2 separate regions of the Homo sapiens genome follow, and region 1 is linked to region 2. A link is an interaction called in ENCODE POLR2A ChIA-PET data of the cell type or tissue named here. Cell type or tissue: A673. All regions are shown on one strand. Each heading gives the region's core, and the rest is flanking DNA. Links, peaks and the distances in the headings are about the cores only.

Evidence for each region. ChIA-PET counts read pairs that join two places held together with the same protein. Peaks named below come from ENCODE experiments on the same cell type or tissue, not always from the same donor. Only the 100,000 strongest peaks of a DNase experiment are listed, where the experiment ranks them.
Region 1: POLR2A ChIA-PET joins it to region 2 with 6 read pairs; 20 of 35 experiments call an interaction of 5 or more read pairs at or near these places.

What each region holds. Positions count from the first base shown.
Region 1 is chr22:41,030,502-41,039,688 of GRCh38, reverse strand. No RefSeq gene overlaps it. Among named protein-coding and RNA genes, the nearest start is that of SNORD140, 39 kb to the left of the region's middle. In A673, for the core only: no CTCF peak of the experiment used is centred there; a DNase peak (open chromatin) is centred at 4,738.
Region 2 is chr22:40,921,848-40,930,129 of GRCh38, reverse strand. It overlaps XPNPEP3 (X-prolyl aminopeptidase 3), which reads right to left. Exons shown (of 10, transcript NM_022098.4): 8 at 7,617-7,797; 9 at 5,648-5,768; 10 at 1-3,861. The coding sequence ends at 3,695. Among named protein-coding and RNA genes, the nearest start is that of RBX1, 25 kb to the left of the region's middle. In A673, for the core only: no CTCF peak of the experiment used is centred there; no DNase peak of the experiment used is centred there.

The DNA.
Region 1 (9,187 bases), core at 3,478-5,977, 110 kb before region 2:
CTGAAGCGATCCTCCCACCTCAGCCTCCTGAGTAGCTGGGACCACAGGTGTGCCCCACCATGCCAGGCTAATTTTTTCATTTTTTTTTTTTTAAGAGATGAGGTCTCCCCATGTTGCCCAGGCTGGTCTGAAACTCCTGGGTTCAAGCAATCCTCCCACCTTGACCTCCCAAAGTCCTGGGATTACAGAGTGAGCCACAGCTCCCGGCCACAGGATATATATATATATATATTTTTTTTTTTAGAGAGAGACAGGGGTCTCACTGTTGCCTGGGTTGGTCTCAAACTCCTGGGCTCAAGCCATTCTCCTGCCTTGACCTCCCAAGATGCTGGGATTACAGGTATGAGCCAATGCACCCAGCTTGTGGCCATAGGATTTTGTTTTACTACATAAATCTGGGTTGTAAGTTGCAGCTTTCTCTCTGTTGTTTTATCACTAACAAATTTGGTTGCCAAGGCAACCATGCAGCAATTTAATCTCTTGACACCCATCCACCTAGGCTGGGGTCAGTGGCAGGAGTTTGGGGTTGTATTTGGTGTTTTGTAAATTCTGTACCATTAAATTCCCTTCCCCCACAAAAAGCATGTAGAAATGGTCATTCAGTAGCTGTGGAGATTCACAGTTTCCCCTTCTAGTTCCAATTCTTTCTCTCTCTTCTTCCTCCCTGCCAATGAGACATGTGCAAAGAGCCAATCAGAGAAAGAGTAAGAAGGAAGAGTACCTTGTGTCCAGGGAGAGCGTCGGCAGGGAGCAGTGCCTGGGGATGATCTCACATTAAAACCTGGAATTGTAGCCTCTACCGAAAAATTGGAAGGTCTTGCAACACTGGGCCCACAGTTCCTCCGGAGGCTTCTGCTTGGTGCTAAGTAGCAATGACTCCCTCCAGACAGGAGCCACATTCTCCACCAATCACTGCCTCTCACTTACATTTTTGTGCCTGGTCCTGGCAGGCATCTATGTAGACTCTTTTTTTCTTAGTCTTTATTATTCATTTATTTTTGAGGTGGAGTCTCCCTCTGTCATCCAGGCTGGAGTGCAGTGGCGCGATCTTGCCTCACTGCAACCTCCGCCTCCCAGGTTCAAGTGATTCTCCTGCCTCAGCCTCCCAAGTAGCTGGGACTACAGGCGTATGCAATCGCACCTGGCTAATTTTTGTATTTTTAGTAGAGATGGGGTTTCGCCATCTTGGCCAGGCTGGCCTCAAACTCCTGACCTCAGGTGATCCACTCACCTTGACCTCCCAAAATGCTGGGATTACAGATGTGAGCTTTCGCACCTGGCCTAGCCTATTTATTTATTTATTTATTTAGAAAGCAGGTCTTGGCCAGGTGCAGTGGCTCATGCCTGTAATCCCAGCACTTTGGGAGGCTGAGGCGGGTGGATCACAAAGTCAGGAGTTTGAGACCAGCCTGGCCAATAGGGTGAAACCCCGTCTCTACTAAAAATACAAAAATTAGTCGGTGTGGTGGCAGGTGTCTGTAGTCTCAGCTACTCAGGAGGCTGAGGCAGGAGAATCACTTGACCCCGGGAGGCTCGGAGGTTGCAGTGAGCCGAGATGGTGCCACTGCACTCCAGCTTGGGCAACAGAGTGAGACTCTGTCTAAAAAAAAAAGAAAAGAAAGTTGGTCTTAGGCTGGGTGCGGTGGTTCACACCTGTAATCCCAGCACTTTGGGAAGCCGAGGCAGGCGGATCACGAGGTCAGGAGATCCAGACCATCCTGGCTAACACGGTGAAACCCCGTCTCTACTAAAAATAAAAAAAATTAGCCGGGTGTGGTGGCATCTGCCTGCAGTCCCAGCTACTTGGGAGGCTGAGGCAGGAGAATGGCGTGAACCCGGGAGGCGGAGCTTGCAGTGAGCTGAGATTGTGCCATTGCACTCCAGCCTGGGCAACAGAGCGAGACTCCACCTCAAAAAAAAAAAAAAAAAAAAAAAAAGGAAAGCTGGTTTTGCTCTGTTGCCCCACCTGGACTGCAGAGGTGAGATCATAGCTCACCTGCAGCCTTGATCTCCCAGGTTCAAGTGATCCTCCTGCCTTAGCCTCCCATGTAGCTGAAACCACAGGCATGTGCCACCATGCCCAGCTAATTTTATTTTATTTTTTGTAGAGATGGAGGTCTCATTATGTTGCCCAGGCTGGCCTGGAACTCCCGGGCTTAAGTAATCCTCTCGTCTAAGCCTACCAAAGGTTCAGGATTGGGATTACAGGCATGAGCCGCTGTACCCCACCTTAGAAAGCTTTTAATTCACTAATTCTCAACTTGAGGTATGATGGAAGAATATTCTCTGAAAGATTTTTCAAACTACTTTTGTATACTGAAAAGACTCTAACACAACTCCTTCCTACCGTCCTTCTTCCCATCCTCTCCCCACACATAATGAAAGTCACCGTCAGAAACCCAAACCTCACTCCTGCCACACTGTCAGTACTGAAGTATGGAATTTCCACCCACAAAGTTTCCCTGATCCTGCAGGAATATGTGTAGACGCTCACTCTCATTTCACACAACAGCATTCACGCCCCCTCCTCTCCAATCCTCACTAGAGTCTGTAACCTAGCAACACAACATCTATTGGGGTAGCAACCTCTCGCCAATTCATTCATCCCTTCAGTAGACATTGAGTGAGCTGCTCCCACGCCTGGGATAGGCAAGCACTCAGAAAAGATTTGTTGAATGAATGAATGAAGACACAGGGATGAATGAGGCCCCAAAGGAGGTCATACTCTGGGAAGGAGAAAAACAGACTAAAGGCCGGGCGCAGTGGCTCATGCCTATAATCCCAGCACTTTGGGAGGCCAAGGTGGGCAGATTACCTGAGGTCAGGAGTTCGAGACCAGCCTGCCCAACATAGTGAAACACCATCTCTAGTAAAAATGCAGAAAATAGCCGGATATGGTGGTGCGTGCCTGCTATGCAGGAGGCTGAGGCAGGAGAATCATTTGAACCCGGGAGGTGGAGGCTACAGTGAGCCAAGATCATGCCATTGTACTCTAGCTTGGGCGACAGAGACTCTGTCTCAGAAAAAAAAAAAAAAAAGAAAAATATACTAAAAAAAAAGTTGTAGGTCGGGCGCAGCGGCTGACGCCTGTAATCACAGCACTTGAGGAAGCCAAGGTGAGTGGATCACCTGAGGTCAGGAGTTGGAGACCAGCCTGGCCCCATCTAAACCCCATCTGTACTAAATATACAAAAAATTAGCCAATGCGTGGTGGTGGGCGGCTGTAATCCCAGCTACTTGGGAGGCTGAGGCAAGAGAATCGCTTGAACCCAGGAGGCAGAGGTTGTAGTGAGCCGAGATTGCCCCGCTGCACTCCAGCCTGGGTAACAACAGTGAAACTCCGCCTCAAAAAAAAAAAAAAAGGCCGGGCGTGGTGGCTCATGCCTGTAATTCCAGAACTTTGGGAGGCCGAGGCGGGCGAATCACCTGAGGTCAGGAGTTCGAGGCCAACCTGGCCAACACGGTGAAACCCCATCTCTACTAAAAATACAAAAATTAGCTGGGCGTGGTGGCAGGCGTCTATAATCCCAACCCCTTGGGAGACTGAGGCAGGAGAATCTCTTGAACCCGGGAGGTGGAGGTTGCAGTGAGCCGAGATCATACCACTACACTGCAGCCTGGCTGACAGAGCAAGACTCCATCTCAAAAAGAAAAAAAAAAAAAAGGGTTGTAATACAGGCCATAACAGATGCATCTGTGCATATGTAAATTGCAAGGAGGAAGCTACTGTCCTGTTTAGGAAAGTCAAGGAAAGGAGAGGGGACATTTCAGTTGGGACTTTTTTTTTCCTTTGAGAGAAAGTCTGAATCTGTCCTTCAGGCTGGAGTGTGGTGGCATGATTTTGGATCTCGGCCCATTGCAACCTCCACCTCCTGGATTCAAGCGATTCTCATGCCTCAGCCTCCTGAGTAGCTGGGATTACGGGTGTGCGCCACCATGCCCAACTAATTTTTGTATTTTTAGTAGAGACGGGGTTTCATCATGTTGGCCAGGCTGGTCTCGAACTCCCAACCTCAGGTGATCCACCTACCTCGGTCTCCCAAAATGCTGGGATTACAGGCATGAGCCACTGCACCTGGCCTCAGTTAGGTCTTGAGAGAGGGGCAGAAGTTTGTCACGATAATAAGAAGGAACAGGAGGAACAATGCTCTTGGCAAAAAGAACATCACAAGCAAAGGCCCCCAGGTATGGAACCGCAAGGTATGTCTGAAGCCACAGGGAAGTTCAATCAGTGGAGCAGAGGGTGCACCAAGATTCCTAAAATCTATACCCATGAAGGTTCAAGCCAGTCCCAAAGTTTAGACCGCAAGATCAGAGTTCTCTTGAAACAAAGGACAGACATCCCAGCACGACCCACTCTAGCACAGGCACTGGACTGCCCTGGTCAGTAGAGTGTTTGCTGAATAAAGCTGAGGATGGAACAGAGACAGAAGGGAAAGGGTGGGTGCTATGGCTCATGCCTGTAATCTTAGCATTTTGGGAGGCTGAGGTGGGAGAATCACTTGAGCCCAGGAGTTTGAGACCAGCCTGGGTGACATAGTGAGACCCCCCCATCTGGAAAGAGAGAAAGAGAGAGAGAGAAGGAAGGAAGAAAGGAAGGAAGGAAGGAAGGAAGGAAGGAAGGAAGGAAGGAAGGAAGGAAGGAAGGGAAAATTAGCTGGAGGTGGTGGCACATGCCTGTAGTCCCAGCCCCAGCTACTCAGGAGGTTGAGGTGGGAGGATCACTTCAGCCTGGGAAGTCAAGGCTGAAATGAGTTGTGATTACGCCACTGTACCCCAGCCTGGGTGACGCAGCAAGACCCTGTCTCAAAAAAAAAAAAAAAAAAAAAAGGGAAGGGAAAAGAAATCAGTGTCAGCAGGGACCATCCACAAACAGGCACGGCCAAGATGCAGAAAGCAGCTACCACCCATAGAAGTGGGAAAACAAAGGCAAGAGGCTGAGGTTACAGAACTTAAAAGCCTGGAAGAGCGGCTCCATGGAGCTGAGACCTAGACTGCTGAGAAAGCTGTGTGTGACACACACTATGTCACCTCTCGCATATCCTTGCAGCACTCACTGTTCCTGTGTACCCCAAGGCTTCCTGCTGCATGCACCAGGACTCGAATCCTGCAGGGCTTTCTCTGGCCACAGGAACATGCTCAGCCTGAACACGGGCAGTAAGGAAGTGCTAGAAAGTTAACGTTCCCAGGAGAAGCCCCAAATGATGAAAGGTGGGAGTTAGTGAACAAATGCTAAGTATCTTACTCCTAGAGTAGAACAACCCTGAGGAGTGCTCCACACCACCTAGATGGGAGCTGAGATGGGACTCTAGTTGTCAAAAGGGTAACCACTCATTAATGGACCCTGGGCCGAGTGCGGTGGCTCATGCCTTATAATCCCAGCATTTTGGGAGGCCAAGACAGGTGGATTACCTGAGGTCAGGAGTTCCAGACAAGCCTGGCCAACACGGTGAAACCCTGTCTCTATTAAAAAATACAAAAATAAGCCAGGTGTGGTGGCAAGTGCCTGTAATCCCAACTACTGGAGAGGCTGAGGCAGGAGAATCGCTTCAACCCGGGAGGTGGAGGTTGCAGTGAGCCAAGATGGAGCCACTGCACTCCAGCCTGGGCAACAGAGCAAGACTCTGTCTCAAAATATAAAAATAAAATAAAATAAATATTAAAAAAATTAAATAATAATAATAATAAAATAAGCCGGGCACGGTGGCTCACGCCTGTAATCCCAGCACTTTGGGAGGCTGAGGTGGGTGGATTGCCTGAGGTCGGGAGTTCAAGACCAGCCTGGCCAATATGGTGAAACCCCGTCTCTACTAAAAATACAAAAATTAGCCAGGCGTGGTGGCAGGCGCCTGTAATCCCAGCTACTTGGGAGGCTGAGGCAGGAGAATCACTTGAACCTGGGAGGTGGAGGTTGCAGTGAGCCAGGATCGCACCATTGCACTCCAGCCTGGGCGACAAGAGCAAGACTCTGTCTCAAAAAAAAAAAAAAATAATAATAATAATAAAATAAAATAGGCCGGGTGCAGTGGCTCATGCCTGTAATCCCAGCACTTTGGGAGACCGATGTGGGCAGATCACATGAGGTTGGGAGTTCAAGACCAGCCTGATCAACATGGAGAAACCCCGTCTCTACTAAAAATATAAAATTAGCTGGCCATGGTGGTGCATGCCTGTAATCCCAGCTACTCAGGAGGCTGAGGTAGGAGAATCGCTTGAACCCGGGAGGCTGAGGTTGCGGTGAGCTGAGATCATGCCATTGCACTCCAGCCTGGGCAACAAGAGTGAAACTCCATCTCAAAAATACAATACAATACAATACAATACAATACAATACAATACAATACAATACAATACAATACAATAAAAATAGCGGATCCTGTATATCAACCACACCCAGTATATCAGCTTCCTTACCATTCCCGGTGCACTTTCCCACTAATCAACAGGTGTTTCCAGGGATCTTTTTTCCTTTTTTTGAGACCGCATCTCACTTTGTTGCCCAGGCTGGAGTGCAGTGGCGTGATCTCGGCTCACTGCAGCCTCTGCCTCCTGTGTTCTAGTGATTCTCGTACCTCAGCCTCCTAAGTAGCTGGGACTACAGGTGTAAGCTACCACGCTCAGCTAATTTTTGTATTTTTAGTAGAGACGGGGGTTTCACCATGTTGGCCAGGCTGGTCTTGAACTCCTGACCTCAGGTGATCCACCCTCCTCGGCATCCCAAACTGTTGGGATTACAGGTGTGAACCACTGTGCCAAGCCCCAGGGTTCATTTTTTAAATAAGCTACCTGCTCTCAAATCCTTGCCTAAGGATCTGCATTTGATGGAAGCTAAAACAAGATCTTATTGGAAGTGGCTCCAGAAATAAAGCTCTCAGGATGCAGTTTTGGAACTGGATCATTAGCCAGTCAGATGGCAAGAAGGAGCCTGTTATTGATATTCAGCTGGGTGGGGATAACCCCCAGCATGAGGCACTGGCACAGCTACTGAGTCTCACCTTTGGTAAATGAAGATGGGGTACAGCTGGCAGAAGATGCACTGGCTCAGGCCAACAACGCTATCACTTGAAACATATGAGGATAATAGTTACTGGAAGGATTGTGAACTGCTTGGCTATTTTAACTGCCAACTCTTTATAAAAGCCAATTTTGGGAAGCTGAGGAGGGCAGATCACTGGAGTCCCGGAGTTCGAGACCAGCCTGGGCAACAGAGTGAAACCCTGTCTCTATTAAAAATACCAAATATTAGCCGGGTGTGGTGTGCACCCGTAATGTAGTCCCAGCTACTCAGGGTGCTGAGGTGGGAGGATCACTTGAGCCCAGGAGGTTGAGGCTGCAGTGAGCTGTGATTGTGCCACTGCACTCCAACCTGGGCAACAGAGTGAGGCCCTGTCTCAAAAGAAAAAAAAAAAAAGATAAGCTGAGTGTAGTGGCATGCACCTGTAGTCCTAGCTACTTGGGAGGTTGAGGCCAGAGGATCTCTTGAGCTCAGGAGTTTGAGGCTGCAGTGAACCAGGATCAAGCCTCTACACTCCAGCCTGGGCAACAGAGCAAGACCCTGTTATTTTATTTTATTTTATTTTGAAAGAAAAAAAAGCCCAAGGAAAAAAATTTAAAAATAATAGGCTCAAGGCAGCCAACTATCCACTCAGAGCATGCTGTGAAAGCCGAAAAGTCTCTCTGGAGGCATTTAAAGAGAGTCCTATCTCCTGTAACCAGAAGATGGAGAGTACTGAAAATCTGGCCCAAGATTTTAAGAGTGGAAGAGTTGCAAAGGAGGTCAAATTCACAGCCTCAGTATGGTGTCACCATGCTAGGGACTGGAGGGGAATGGGTCTCCGAGACCTAGAAGCAACATTTGAGCAGATGCAGCTGAGAACCTTAAAATTTCAGATTCACTTTAACCATCTGGGACAGCAGAACTGGCCCCAACCCTGTGCTAGGGGAAAGTAGTAGAGGGATTCCCATTACCTGGAGACCATGCAAAGTTCTCATGAAAGGCAGATGTCAAGGCCAGGCGCAATGGCTCATGCCTGTAATCCCAGCACTTTGGGAGGCCGAGGCGGGTGGATCACGAGGTCAGAAGATTGAGACCATCCTGGCTAACATGGTGAAACCCTGTCTCTACTAAAAAAAATACAAAAAATTAGCCAGGCATGGTGGTGGGCGCCTGTAGTCCCAGCTACTTGAGAGGCTGAGGCAGGAGAATGGTGTGAAACCGGGGGGCGGAGTTCGCAGTGAGCCGAGATCGCACCACTGCACTCCAGCCTGGGCGACACAGTGAGACTCCATCTCAAAAAAAAAAAAAAAAAAAAAAAAAAAAGAAAGGCAGATGTCTTGGACAATGACACTTGCCCTCCTTGAGATCTACCTTTTCTTGCCGTCAAGGCTTCTAGACCAAAAACTAAGGTCAGGTCTTAGCAAAAGAGCTTCAGAACTTGGCTAGTGTGTTCCAGCAGGACAAGCAGAACATGCCTAGGAATGAATCTTGACAGTGTTGGACCAGGGAGAGTGGATTATAAAGCTGGCATTGGGAGAGTTTACTGATATGAGGGAACCCTCTCATGACTCAGGATTTAATATCCCGTCCAAGACTCCTGTGGTCAGTTCTTTTTTTGTTTTTGTTTTTCTTTTTTGAGATGGGGTTTCGCTCTTGTTGCTCAGGCTGGAGTGTAATGGTGCAATCTCAGCTTACCACAACCTCCGCCTCCCAGGTTCAAGCGATTCTCCTGCTTCAGCCTCCTGAGTAGCTGGGATTACAGACATGCATGACCACACCTGGCTAATTTTGTATTTTTAGTAGAGACGGGGTTTCTCCGTGTTGGTCAGGCTGGTGTTGAACTTCCAACCTCAGGTGATCGGCCCACCTCGGCCTCCCAAAGTGCTGGGATTACAGGCGTGAGCCACCACACCTGGCCCTCTTTTTTTTTTTGAGATGAAGTCTTGCTCTGTCACCGTGTTGGCCAGGCTGGTCTTGAACTGCTGACCTCAGGTGATCCGCCTGCCTCGGCCTCCCAAAGTGCTGGGATTACAGGGGTGAGCCACTGTGCCTGGCCTGTGGTCAGTTCTAATACCCTCTGGAGTTACTCCTTATAAAGCTTGGAAACAATGATATTCTACAGTGAGTTGGGTGGAGATGCTGGACTTGCCTTTGCAGGGTGTGGAGGAAGGGACCAAAAAGCTGAGAAAG
Region 2 (8,282 bases), core at 161-2,660:
AAAACCCCACAAAAAACCTTTAAAAAAAAAAAAAGCTAATATAAAGCCTTTACCTTAAAACTCTGAATTTATCTTATTCACTTTTTACCCTTAGAAGTTTATGAACTTGCAAAGGCAGTTGAAAACTATGGTAAGTCTTCAAGTCCCAGCTTTATTAAATGTAAGAGACCAGCAAACTTTAACCTAAATTTTAAGAATTTTAAGAAATATTTGGAAAATACTATTAGAAAAATAAAATTATTTGATATCCAGTAACAGTTAATAGCATTCTCTGTATTAAAAAATTACTAAAGGGAAATGGGTATGTCTGCGGCATGGCTGAGAATGAGTAAGATCACACACAGCTTATCTGCTCAACAAATCCTGAATATATCAGACAGCCCATAACATTGCTATGAGAAGTCTGATTCAAATGCTTAGCTGCTATAGTTAGTTAATCTGGGACTCAAAGGACAATATACCTGGGTCAGGGACTGAAAATCACCAGAAGAATTCTACAACAGCCTTTCTGCCTACCAATAACACCTATAGAACTTGACTGGAATCTAACCAGAAGTGTGTTTCATGTCCAAGTATGCTGCTATACATACAAGCTACCTAGGCTTTTAGCTAGAAAAGTTTAGACCATAGAAAATGATACAGGAGGTGCGGTGGCTCACGTCTGTAATCGCAGCACTTAGGGAGGCCGAGGCGGGCAGATCATGAGGTCAGGAGTTCGAGACCAGCCTGGCCAACACAGTGAAACCTCGTCTCTATTTAAAATACAAAAAAATAGCCGGGTGTGGTGGCAGGCGCCTGTATTCCTAGCTATTCGGGAGGCTGAGGCAGGAGAATCGCTTGAACCTGGGAGATGGAGGTTGCAGGGAGCTGAGGTCTCGCTATTGCACACCAGCCCCGGTGACAGTGTGAGACTCCGTCTCAAAAAAAAAAAAAAAAAGAAAAGAAAAGAAAATGATACAAGAAGAAAAGGAAATTCCTTATTCCTGGATTACAAATGAACAAAGGAAACACAATCCAAGGAAAGGGCTGTTGGGGGCACAGAGCCTGGGAAGTGAGCAGCCAGAGCTGTGGAGTTATTTCCCTCCCCTTTTTTTAAAAAGCTCTGGATTGAGAAATTGGAGGGAGGTGGGAAGGTGGGTATGGGGGATGGAGACTCCAGCTGTGCAGCCTCCATTCTGAGAGCTGCTTAGATAAGGTGCGCAAAGCCAGGCATTCCTAGGCTAGCACTGTCAGGATATGATTTGTATCACTTTTGTTTTCACATTATCTGTCTCTTGAGGAAGTCACTGCCTGTCTGCTTTTCACTCTGTACCCTGGGTTTCCCTGATAAGATAGGCAAACTTCCAGCATTACAGAGATTGTTAATCCCCTAGCTTGTGCTTCCCTAATACAAATTGTTTTTTTAAGAAACCCTCAAATTTGTGTTCTAACAATTGGCATGTTTTATACATCTTGACCTCATATCCAGGTTTAAAGGAGGTGAACACACTGGTTCTTAAAGCTTCCCTCTATCACAGACGCTCCTAAATAAGCTATCTGTGGTAATCTAGCCCTGTTCATCTTGCAAACTGAGTTGCTGTATAATTGTATCCAATGTTTGTGTTTAAAAAAATATGACTCTTACACCGGGCGCAGTGGCTCATGCCTGTAATCCTAGCACTTTGGGAGGCTGAGGTGGGCGGATTGCCGGAGCTCAGGAGTTTGAGACCGGCCTGGGCAACAGGGTGAAACCCTGTCTCTACTAAAATACAAAAAATTAGCTGGGCATGGCAGCGTGCACCTGTAGTCCCAGTTACTTGGGAGGCTGAGGCAGGAGAATTGCCTGAACCCAGGTGGTGGAGGTTGTAGTGAGCTGAGATTACGCCACTGCACTCCATCCAGCCCAGGCGACAGAGCGAGACTCTGTCTCCAAAAAAAAAAAAAAAAAAGAAGTATGACTCTTTACCACTGCACTCCCAGTGCTAGTATCAAAGAAAGATAAGAATCATAGGATATTTACGGGTACTTGGTAGATTCCATATTTTGTTTCTATTAGCACTAGAGGAAATCACAGAATGATAACAGGGGTACTTCTCTGAAAACTGGGCGCTACTACTGTGACTCTGACAGGGTACGTAAGTAGAGGATCTGCTCCTGCGCAGCACAACAGCTAAAAGGGTAACCTGTGAGGGTCAGTGCATTAAGAATCTATAGAGGGAGCAGGGATATCTGCGAAAGAAATCTTTCTTTTTTTTTTCTTTTTTTTTTTTTTTTTTGAGACGGAGTCTCGCTCTGTCACCCAGGCTGGAGTGCAGTGGCGCGATCTTGGCTCACTGCAAGCTCTGCCTTCTGGGTTCACGCCATTCTCCTGCCTCAGCCTCCTGAGTAGCTGGGACTACAGGCATCCGCCACCACGCCCAGCTAATTTTTTTTGTATTTTTAGTAAAGACGGGGTTTCACCGTGTTAGCCAGGAGGTCTCAATCTCCTGACCTCGTGATCCGCCCACCTCGGCCTCCCAAAGTGCTGGGATTACAGGCTTGAGCCACCACGCCCGGCCAGAAATCATTTTTTTCTTTTCTTTTTATTAATTTTTGAAGTCATCATTAAGAAATCAACTTTAAATTGAAGAGAAAAGATGGCAGGATGTCAGGATTTTATTTATTTATTTGTTTTTTTGAGGCAGAGTCTTGCTCAGTCACCCAGGCTGGAGTGCAGTCGCATGAGCTCAGCTCACTGCAACCTCCACCTCCCAGGTTCAAGCAATTCTCATGCCTCAGCCTCCCAAGTAGCCAGGATTACAGGCATGTATCATCACACCCAGCTCATTTTTGTATTTTTAGTAGAGACAGTGTTTCACCACGTTGGCCAGGCTGGTCTTGACCTCCTGGTCTCAAGAGATCCACCTGCCTGGACCTCCCAAAGTGCTGGGATTACAGGCGGAACCGCTGTGCCCAGCCCTGATGTCTGGATCTTTAGTATATACATATATAATTTTCTTTCTCTTCCATTTCCATCTTTATCAAGAATCTAAACACTTTCCAGGTCCCAGGCAACCAAATGGCAAGAAAAGCTCAGAAGTGTTTTGTTTGGTAGGTAGCTAGTGTTGCTGGAACCTGGACTGTGGCTGACTAGTAAGACTGCAGGACACCAGTGCCCCTGAGGGCTCATATGGCTCCAGTAGATATGCAGGATCTAGAATAGGTAGGGAGGAGTTACAGAAGGTATGTATTGGCCGCCCACAATCACCGAAAGATGAATTTTTGCATAGGCAGAGACCTTGGTAATTAGCTAAAAATACAGGCATCACACAAACTTCTTATGATATTGGGTTGATCTCAGCAAAAGTATAGAAAGGGAAGGACTTGAAAGAAGAAGTGAATTTTCTATATGTTTAAATGTGTTAACTGGAATGCATGGACATGTGTAACCAAGACCTTTATGTTTAAAAATTAAACTTGCTCTGATCATTAATTCTATAGAATTAATGTTACCAAAGCTGCAGTAACATACTATTCAAAAATTCATTTTCCCAGACTTCTAACTACTTAAAACAAAAAACCCCCCACACACAATTACATACATTCACACAGCTGCTATGCTCCCAAATGGAATGCATATATTAATGCACACACAGAGACACTCAGAAAGCACACGTGCAGGGCTGCCAGAAGACACCCATTTTGAACCTGAGGTGCATGTGGGCCGCAGTGAAGGTCAAGAAGCCTGGCTGCATATCTGTTCAATGTCATTCATCTCTTTGGGACAGTCTGCAGAAAGGATGAGAGGTGAGTCCTGAGTCACCACTACATCATCCTCAATTCGTACACCAAGACCCCGAAACTTCTCTGGGGCATCTTTGTCATCCTCTGGAATATAAATGCCTGTGAAGTAGAAAGAAGAACATGCTGTTCAGGAATGATAGTAACTGGGTGGTTTGGGGCAAGTAAGTTAACCTCTGGGTTAAAATTCCTTCCTCTGTAATACTGGATCTTTATGGTACCTACCTAGTAAAGCTGTGAGGATTAAATGAGATAATACATGTCAAAGTGGCTGGCATATAATGGTCAACACATGTTGGTATCATTACTAAAATTATTATTGTGGTTATCTTTATATTGGACTACAAGCTAAATACAACTACGGCAATGCTGATCATGATTCTGTCATATTCTAGTGGCTCAAGCAGGCCAATAAAGTTACTTAATTTAAAAGTACGTCAATATATGTGGGGGACAAGCAGATTATGTAAGTGCATTCTTCCCCTGCCTAAGAGTCCCTTGGAAAAAGAGCACCTTGCAAAAATAAAGACAAAATATATTTAAACTGTATTCAAAGAAACATTTAGAGATTATTAGCCTTGACAACTGGAAGCTGCAGAGACAGTCATTATAAGATTTAAATATATCTGATGTGTGTAATATAAAATACAAGAGAAACTGAAAGACTTTAATGTACATTTGGAAAAATGTAGGAACCCCAGGTACCCTTTCTAATCATGAAGTTAGACACATACCAGGGCTTTTTATATTAAACAAGTTGTAAACTTCCTCCACTATCCTCACAGATACTGCTCTGCGATTGAAAAAGAAAGATCAGCAAAGGAAAATGTAGCGCAGTCTAAGGAAGCGCCCATGTACCAAACAGATTGAACTAAATGATATATCTATGGCCACAGATAGCAATGTATGACTAGGTTCAAAGGGTGGCATAAAAGACATTTCACAGCCATAATTTATACAGAGATTAAAATACTTGAAATCTAAAATTTAGATCTGTTTTCAAAACAAAACCAGCATCAGTATTTAACCATCAACTCTGACAACATCAATCTTCACACACCATTGTGGTCACTGCTTCTCTTCAGAATCCTGCCCAACACCCAGGACCATTCAAGTTAGGTAACGTATCCGATTGTTAGCTTTCTCTGAAGCTTATGAGGAAGGCGATGGATACTAAGGAGTGGGATGGTGCTGGGTAGCTCAATGCAGCTTGCAGAGGTGTTGAAACTGAGAGCATAGTGTGTCTGCCTGTCTCTCTGCACACAAGCACCGGGGGCTTTGGAAGCTTGAGCAGCCCCCCACTACTAAATGGGAGACCAGTACAAACTGGCCCTGGGAAAGGCAGGATTAAAAAAGATTCATTTCTTAATATCTACTTATAGGAAGTATTCCCCATCTGTTGTTTATTGGAGGAGTCAAACTGAACAAATTGTGTGATATTAAATAAGAATACAAAAGATAAATCGAAAATAAAATTACCTTCCACACTGGACTTTTTTTCCTGTCTCTTCTAACTTAATTACATTGGTTGAGGTAAAAATAAACAATGTGGCTGGGCGCGGTAGCTCACGTATAATCCTAGCACTTTGGGAGACTGAGATAGGTGGATCACCTGAGGTCAGGAGTTCGAGACCAGCCTGGCCAACATGGCGAAACCCCGTCTCTACTAAAAATATAAAAATTAGCCAGGCGTGGTGGCCGACACCTGTAATCCCAGATACTCAGGAGGTTGAGGCAGGAGAATTGCTGAACCTGGGGGGCGGAGGTTGCAGTGAGTGAAGATCACACCACTTCACTCCAGCCTGGGCGAAAGAGCAAAACTCCATCTCAAAAACAAACAAACAAACAAACATTTACCTCATACTACTATTGTAACACCTCTCCTTACCGGGCTCAATTGTGATTACCATCCCAGGCTGCAGAGGGAGGGAACGGGGCATGTCTGGAGTGTCATGGACATCCATCCCGAGGTAGTGGCCAACATGATGAGGACAGTATTTTCGAGCAGCCTGGAAAAGATAATTGTCACAGTATCATTAGAGCAATGACCTCTTACAGGGAATGCTGGGCAAGTATAAATCAGTGAGATATGTGTTATTATCTCCCCCATGGTTCTGCCACTTCAGTTTAATCCCTCCTTGGGCTAATACTTAAAGGCACCTGAAAAACTGCGACCTCTTACATGCAATTCTGCCAATGGCATTCTCATCAATCCACATTTCCATTCCCGCTATTTAATATACTACATACATGCAGACTTGAGTAATTCCAACTAATGACTGTGGCAAATGAAAGTCTCTTTTCTTCAGTACCACAGGAAAGATAAAAATAAAAGAAAGAAAAAAAAATCTCTTTTCTTGGGAAAGAGAGGATGACTATTATCACAGTTCTCTTTCCAATGTTCGTTCACACATCCCTCTCAGGAATCTACTCTGGAGACCCTAAATAGCTCACAGCAACTTGTGGAGAAGGCACACTTTTGGGCACCTACCAGCTTGGGTATTTCTTTCTTTTTTTTTGAGATGGAGTCTTGCTCTGCTGCCCAGGCTGGAGTGCAGTGGTGTGATCTTGGCTCACTGCAAACTCTGTCTCCTGGGTTCAAGCTATTCTCCCACCTCAGCCTCCCAAATAGCCGGGATTATAGTCATGTACCACCATGCCTGGCTAATTTTTGTATTTTTAGTAGAGACAGGGTTTTACCATGTTGGCCAGGTTGGTCTCGAACTCCTGACCTCATGTGATCCGCCTGCCTCAGCCTCCTAAAGTGCTGGGATTACAGGTGTGAGCCACTGTGCCCAGCCAGCTTGGATATTTCCGTCAGTTAGTTAAAGATTTGTTGGCCCAAGCAACAGCCAATTTATAGCTTCATTTTTACTGATAACAGAAGTCCTAGAAGGCTTAACTTGTAGGTAGGAGATGCCTAATGGTCTATCTGACTTAGGCATCTAGTATCTTAATTTTAAAGCTGAGGTTTTACGTTTTTACTGAACACCATCACATTTTGGATGCAGAAAAAAAATTCACTAATGACATGGTCTTTGGGAATATTGCTGAAGTGTCAAAAATGTCACTTAAACAACAAATACCTTCTCCTTTGACCTACAGAATAACCCATAAAAGGATTAAAAGTTAATCTCTCTCTCTTTTTTTTTTTTTTAGACACAGGGCCTTGTTCTGTGGCCCGGGTTGGAGTGCAGTGGTGCGAACATAGCTCACTGCAGCGTTGAACTTCTGGGGTCAAGTGATCCTCCCACCTCAACCTCCCAAGTAGCTGAGACTAGAGGTGTGTGCCACCACACCTGGCTAACTTTTAAATTTTTTGTAGAGATAGGGTCTTGCTATGTTTCCCAGGCTTCTCCTCATTTCTTGTTTCCTTTTTCACCCTGTCGGCACCAGACTTCATTTTAAGTTTTCTGAATACTGAGCTAGTTATGCAGCATGTAATGAATCAGCATGTGCTGCCATCTTCTGGAAGAAATAAGTACTGACTTCCTTTGTTTTAATCCATGTTAAAGCTAAATCCCTTTTATAGATCACAAAGATGATTTCTAAATCTTTTCTTTTTACTTAAAAAACCCTGTGTGTGTATGTATATATATCTACGTATGTGTGTGTATATATATATGTGTGTGTGTGTGTGTGTGTGTGTATATATCTACATGTATATAGATGGGTCTTGCTATGTTGCCCAGGCTGGCTTCAAGCAATCCTCCTGCCTCAGCCTCCTAAACTACTGGGATTACAGGCATGAATCACTACATCTGTCCCATTTCTAAGTCTAATTAGCTTTATATAGGGTAAAAACCTAGCAGCATGCTAGGTGTTCTTGAGAACTGGGGTCAAGAGAAGTGAAGTACCTTGAAGGCATTATTTTCCTTAATGTTCTTCATGATCCCCAAGTCTTTAAGCTTCTGTCCTATCAGGGTCAGCATCATGCTGTAGATGTTCTCCAAGCTTGTCCCAGGGAAGCAGAGGGCCAAACAATCTCTTTGGATCTCTAGAACGGCTTCATAGAGTTCTGCCTGAGGTGCGGTGAACCTGGGGACGGGAAAACCAAAGAACCTGAACTTAGATAATCTGATATTCTAAGAAGTTTGCTACTAAGTTTGATTAGAAAAACCCCAAGATGCTGCTGTTGCTGGGGCACTGTTGATGTTTAATAAGTACCAATCTATCAATATGGCCAGGAGCTCAATCATGTCCTAGGTGCTCAGTAGGAAGGGCAACAATCCTTCAAGCTGGAGCAGCAACACAGTCTCTTCTTCAAATGGTCAGGAGAGACATGAAGTAGGGCCAAAAGAAGCACTGAGCCATGAGTGCAGTCAGTGGGCAGATGAGGCTCAGCCATGATCCTGTTTAATCCCTTACAGCATAGACTACCATTAAAAAAAAAGGCAAGAAAGCCTAGGGACCCACTTCTGACAGGTGAAGCAGATACCATGGGATAAACTAGTCAACATCTGGGCTACTAGTAATGTACTAGCACTTAAGTGTCTTTAGAATAACAGTTTCTTTAGCAATTA